Linked DNA regions of Homo sapiens: region 1 is linked to region 2. A link is an interaction called in ENCODE POLR2A ChIA-PET data of the cell type or tissue named here. Cell type or tissue: HepG2. All regions are shown on one strand. Each heading gives the region's core, and the rest is flanking DNA. Links, peaks and the distances in the headings are about the cores only.

Region 1 (2,903 bases), core at 198-2,697, 260 kb before region 2:
TATTTTTAGTAGAGAAAAGGTTTTTACCATGTTGGCCAGGCTGGTTTCAAACTCCTGACCTCAAGTGATCCGCCCGCCTTGGCCTCCCAAACTGCTGGGATTACAGGTGTGAGCCACCGCGCCCAGCAATATTTTATTTGCTTTTGTTTTTGTTTTTTTGAGACAGAGTTTCACTCTTGTTGCCCCAGCTGGAGTGCAATGGCACGATCTTGGCTGGCTGCAACCTCCACCTCCTGGGTTCAAGCGATTCTCCTGCCTCAGCCTCCTGAATCTCTGGTATTACAGGCGCCTGCCACCACGCCCAGCTAATTTTTGTTATTGTTAGTAGAGACGGGATTTCGCCATGTTGGCCAGGCTGGTCTCGAACTCCTGACTTCAGGTGATCCACCTGCCTTCACCTCCCAAAGTGCTGGGATTACAGGCGTGAGCTGCTGCGCCTGGTGTGTTTGAGTTTATACTGGGTAGGGAGTCATGGTTAACGCCTATAATCTCACCCAGAGTCTGAGATGGGAGGCTCCGTTGAGTCCTGGAGTTCGAAACCCCGTCACTACAAAAAAATATATATAAAGAAAAAAAAATTAAGCGGGCGCGGTGTGGCACCTGTGGTCCCAGCAACTCGGGAGGCTGAGGTGGGAGGATCACTTGAGCCAGGGAAGTCGAGGCTGCAGTGAGCCAAGATCACGCCGCTGCATTCTAGAATGGGCGACAGCCTAAAAAAAGTCAGCCTTAACAATAACAAAAAAGACAATGGCTAGGGCCCCTCCCAACCTTTCATGCCCTACCCGGAGCCCCTGCGCGGCCCTTACATTTAAAAGCCCCTTTGGGAGGCTGAGGTTGGCGGATCACTGGAAGTCAGGGGTTCAAGACCAGCCTGGCCAATATGGTGAAATCCCGTCTCTACTTAAAATACAAAAATTAGCCTGGCGTGGTGGCGGGAGCCTGTAATCGCAGTTACCCTGGAGGCTGAGGCAGGAGAATTGCTTGAACCCGAGAGACGGAAGTTGCACTGAGCCGAGATCGCGCCACTGCACTCCAGCCTGGGTGACAGGGCGAGACAACGTCTCAAAAAAAAAAAAAAAAAGCCCTAAAGGACCACTCTTGGATCTGATCCTGAGAAAGTCCCTTAGAAAACATGGCGACGCCAGCCTCACCACCTGTTTCCAAAAGCAGTGTGACGCCCTTCGCTCCCTTAGTCAAGCTAATCTTACTAAATAAGGAACAAGCTTCCCCTGAGGCTTGCCCTTCAGCGCACTGGCACTGCCCACCCGAACGGGCGTCACGGATCCTGGTCAGTCTCTAGGATCGCGCTCGCTGATAGGACGCTTCTGGTCGAACGTCCAAACAAGGTGTGCGGTGATTGGGCCGCGGAGGGCGGGGCGTTTGAACGGCGCGTGCGTGGGAGTTCCCCAGGCCGGCGTCATTAGGATCCTGGTGGGCGGTGGGACTTGGGTTCAAAGAAGACCAAGCAGGCAGACGTGTTCGGGGGCCCGCGGGTTCCGAGACTGGAGACTGGACCTTTGGCTGTCCCCACGTGCATTCTAGGTCAACGGTGCGGTGGCAGAACCCTGGGGCTCTCCCCCGCGGAACTCGGCCCTGGCCGAGGCCCCAACCACGCTAGTAGGAGGAGGCCGAGCATCCCTCCTCGAAATCGCGAAATCCCGGCCCGACAATGTAGCCACGGAGTCGAAAGCCGCGTGCGAACTTGGCACTCACAAAGCCTAGATAACCGTCTATTTTCTCCTGTAAAATAGGAGGGATGGACCCCCACAGATCATTGTAAAAGGTTCTTACAAAGAAAAATCCTCCTGGACTGGGCACGGTGGCTCACGCCTGTAATCCCAGCACTTTGAGCGGATCACACTTCGAGACCAACCTGACCAACATGGAGAAACCCCGTCTCTACTAAATTAGCCGGGCGTAGTGGCGCATGCCTGTAATCCCAGCTACTCTGGAGGCTGAGGCAGGAGAATCGCTTTAACCCGGGAGGCAGAGGTTGTGGTGAGCCGAGATCGCGCCATTGCACTCCAGCCTGGGCAACAAGAGCGGAATTCTGTCTCAAAAAAAAAAAAGAGAGAAAAGAAAAATCCTGGAAGTCAAGTAAAAATGTGTGAAGGTGTTTTATAAAATATGAAATATCTAGAATACACAAATCTATAGAAGGACTCGGGGAAAGGGGAGTGAATGCTAATAAATACAGAGGTTCTTTCTGGGGTGATGAAAATGTACTAGTACTGATTGTGGCCGCGCTAGCACAAAAATCCGTTTCATTGGCCAGACGCTATGGCCCAGGGAAAAAAAGAAGGACTAGGGGGAATGGGGAGTGAATGCTAATGAATATGCAGTTTCTTTTTGTGGTCATGAAAGTGCACTAAAATTTTCATGCTAGCACAAAAATTGAATTGTACACTTCAAATAGGTGTATTTGTGATGTGCATTCTAGCTCCATAAAACTCAAAATGTGTGAAAATTCTTTGTAACTTTACTAAAAATTGGGGGCACTCTATAGTTTACAAAACTATCCCCATCCAGGCAGGGCACGGTGGTTCACACCTGTAATCCCAGCACTCTGGGAGTCTGAGGCGGGCGGATCACCTGAGGTGAGGAGTTCAAGACCAGCCCGACCAACATTGTGAAACCCCGTCTCTACTAAAAATACAAAATTAGCCGGGCGTGGTGACGCATGCCTGTAATCCCACTTACTCGGGAGGCTGAGGCAGGAGAATCGCTTGAACCCGGGAGGCAGAGGTTGCAGTGAGCTGAGATCGCACCATTATACTCCAGCCTGGGCAACAAGAACAAAACTCCGACTCAAAAAAAAAAAAATTCTCCATCTAGTCCTCTGAGGTGAGCAGCATTTTGTTTGTTTGTTTGTTTTGTTTGTTTTGAGATGGAGTCTCGCTCTT
Region 2 (2,903 bases), core at 171-2,670:
TGTCTATGGGCTTCCTCGACAGACCGCGAGCCCCTCGCGGGGGCCAGAAACCAAGTATGGATCATCCCTATGTGCCTTCCTTTCCGTCTACACCAGGTTAATGGGGTTGACGTATGGGTGTGACTTCCTGTCCAGGTCTCTGTAGCTTGTTCTCCTGGGGGTGGGGGGCGGGGTGTGATTGTTACTAGGCCTGCTAAGAAGAGGAGAGCAGTGTATCTGTCTCCCTCCTGGTGGGTGTGACAATGAGATTGGAAGCCATCTAAGATAGGCCAGGAGATGTATGTCTGGACAAACATGCCCCAAGCCTGACGGCCCCCATCGTAGCCTCCCTCGCAAGCCGCGCCCCAGACTAGAGAGAGGGCCTGCGCATTCCTGTCCTGCCAGTCCGGCAGTTCCCTCTCCTGTCTCCTCAGCTTTACACCCAAAGCAGCCGCTGCCTCAGGTCCAAGCCTGAGCCCGCGGCAGAACATTGGGCTGCCTCCCAGGCCCTGACACCCCCAGCCCCGAGGTCCTGTCCACCCGGCAGACAACTTGCCTTCCCCCTCGGGCCCCTTCCCCCACTAGGCCCCACGGACGAGGAGCTGAGCTCAGGGCCAAGGAATCCTGTCTCAAAAGGGGGGGTAGGATGAAATGTTTGGGGTCTGGGCTCTGATTGGCTGCGCCCGGGCCACGCCCCCAGCCCTTTCCCCTTTCTCCCCCCTCGAAAGGGGGGCGTGAAGGGAGCCGGGATCAGCCAGGGGCCAGCATGAGCCGGAGGGAGGGAAGTCTGGGTAAGGGGCTGAGGGACCGGACGCCGGGTCGCTGAGGGGCGCAGGAGTCAGAGGGATTGGGAGCTGGGGGTCTGGGTTTCCGCCACCCCCGGGTCCGGGAGGGGAGCGGCCTTGGCGGGGAAGGGCAGGGCTCCGGTGTCAGGTAACGAGTGAGCGGGTGAGTTGTGAGAAACAGCAGGCGCTAGGGTTTAGAGGAGGCCTGGGGCTGAGGTTTCAGGGACCTGGGCTCAGGGCTTAGATCACCGGTTCGAGTACACCCAGGGGGAGGACTGGGGTCGGGGCTGGGGCAGGACCCCTGCGTCCACTGAGTCTCGGGAAAGAATCAGAGCTGGGGGGCTGAAGGAAGGGGTAGAGTAAGGGAAGGCAGTCTTGGAGTCACAGGAAGTAGTGAGTGACAACAGGAGACGAAAGTCTGGGCTGCTGAGGATCGCGACTGGTGCTGGGAAACTTCGGGGGTGGGGCGGGGGCGGGGCACCGGGTCAGGACTACATTCCCCAGCACGCATCGGGCGCGCGCTGTGCGTTTCGGGAAATGGAGTCCCTCCCGGGGCGCCAGACACTGGCTCTTGCGGACCTTGATTCGCTGACTAGCCAGGCCAGCGCCTTGCATGGATGGGGCATCAGGGAGAGAAATGGAAATGGAAGTCAGTCTCCCTATCTGTAAAATGGGCCTTCAAGGCACATTTTGATATGAAGTTCTGTACTTCGATGATGTTGAAGTCCACTAGCAGTCACTGAGGTAGAAATATGTAAGCCCTGTCTTCAAAGGGCTCTCAGGCTAAGGCAGATACACACAGAAAAGCCGTTAAAAGAGCTACCCTGGAACTCATGCAAATGGCCTTAAGTCAAAGGAAGGAGTTCGTTTATAAAGGAGAAGTGATTCTGGAGGCTTCACTGAGGAGGCAGTACAGTCATGCACTGCATAACAACATTTGGTCAACAGGTGGACCGCACAGACAATGGAGGTCCCATAAGATTCTATGCATTTTTAGCCTGGGCAACATGGCGAAACCCTGTCTCTACAAAAAAATACAAAAATTAACCGGGCATGGTGGCGCATGCCTGTAGTCCCAGCTACACAGGAGACCCAGGCGGGAGGATCGCTTGAGCCCAGGAGGTCGAGGCTGCAGTGAGCCAAGATTGCACCACTGCACCCCATCCTGGGCGAAAGAGCAAGACTCCGTCTCTCTCTCTCTCTCTCTTTCTCTTTTGGGATGGAGTCTTTCTCTGTTGCCAGGCTGGAGTGCAGTGGCCTTGGCTCACTGCAACCTCTGCCTCCTGGGTTCAAGCAATTCTCCTGCCTCAGCCTCCCAAGTAGCTGGGACTACAGGCGTGTGCCACCAAGTCCAGCTAATTTTTTTTTTTTTGTATTTTTAGTAGAGATGAGGTTTCATCATGTTGGCTAGGATGGTATTGATCTCTTGACCTCGTGATCCACCTGCCTCAGCCCTCCAAAGTGCTAGGATTACAGGCGTGAGCCACTGCGCCTGGACAATTTTTTTTTTTTTTTTTGAGACGAAGTCTCGGTCTGTCACCCAGGCTGGAGTGCAGTGACCTGATCTCAGCTCAATGCAACCTCCTCCTCCCAGGTTCAAGCGATTCTCATGCCTCAGGCCCCCTGGTAGCTGGGATTACAGGCACCCACCATCATGCCTGACTAATTTTTGTATTTTTAGTAGAGACAGGGTTTCACCAGATGGTCCCGAACTCCTGACTTCAAGTGATCCGCCCGCCTCATCCTCCCAAAGTGTGGGATTAAAGGCGTGAACCACTGAGCCCAATGCCTGGCTAATTTTTGTATTTTTAGTAGAAACGGGGTTTCACCATGTTGGCCAGGCTGGTCTCAAACTCCTGACCTCAAGTGATCTGCCCATCTCGGGCTCCCAAAGTGCTGGGATTACAGGCGTGAGCCACCACGCCTAACCGATATATATTATATAATAAAATACATACCTATATATGTATTTTAACTGTAGCTTTTCTATGTTTTTATTTATTTATTTATTTAGAGATAGGGTCTTACTCTGTTGCCCAGGCTGGAGTGCAGTGGCACACTCACAGCTCACTGCAGCCTCGACCTCCCGGGGTTCAAGTGATCCTCTCATCTCAGCCTCTCAATTAGCTGGGACTACCG

The links. Peaks named below come from ENCODE experiments on the same cell type or tissue, not always from the same donor. Only the 100,000 strongest peaks of a DNase experiment are listed, where the experiment ranks them.
Region 1: POLR2A ChIA-PET joins it to region 2 with 5 read pairs; 2 of 35 experiments call an interaction of 5 or more read pairs at or near these places.

The regions. Positions count from the first base shown.
Region 1 is chr16:30,633,106-30,636,008 of GRCh38, forward strand. No RefSeq gene overlaps it. Among named protein-coding and RNA genes, the nearest start is that of PRR14, 16 kb to the right of the region's middle. RefSeq lists enhancers at 361-1,312, 1,313-2,263. In HepG2, for the core only: no CTCF peak of the experiment used is centred there; a DNase peak (open chromatin) is centred at 1,296; H3K4me3 peaks cover 1,897 bases.
Region 2 is chr16:30,895,899-30,898,801 of GRCh38, forward strand. CTF1 (cardiotrophin 1) reads left to right here and starts at 716. Exons shown (of 3, transcript NM_001330.5): 1 at 716-770. The coding sequence starts at 746. RefSeq lists enhancers at 1-389, 1,253-1,302. In HepG2, for the core only: no CTCF peak of the experiment used is centred there; DNase peaks (open chromatin) are centred at 673, 963 and 1,303; H3K4me3 peaks cover 1,411 bases.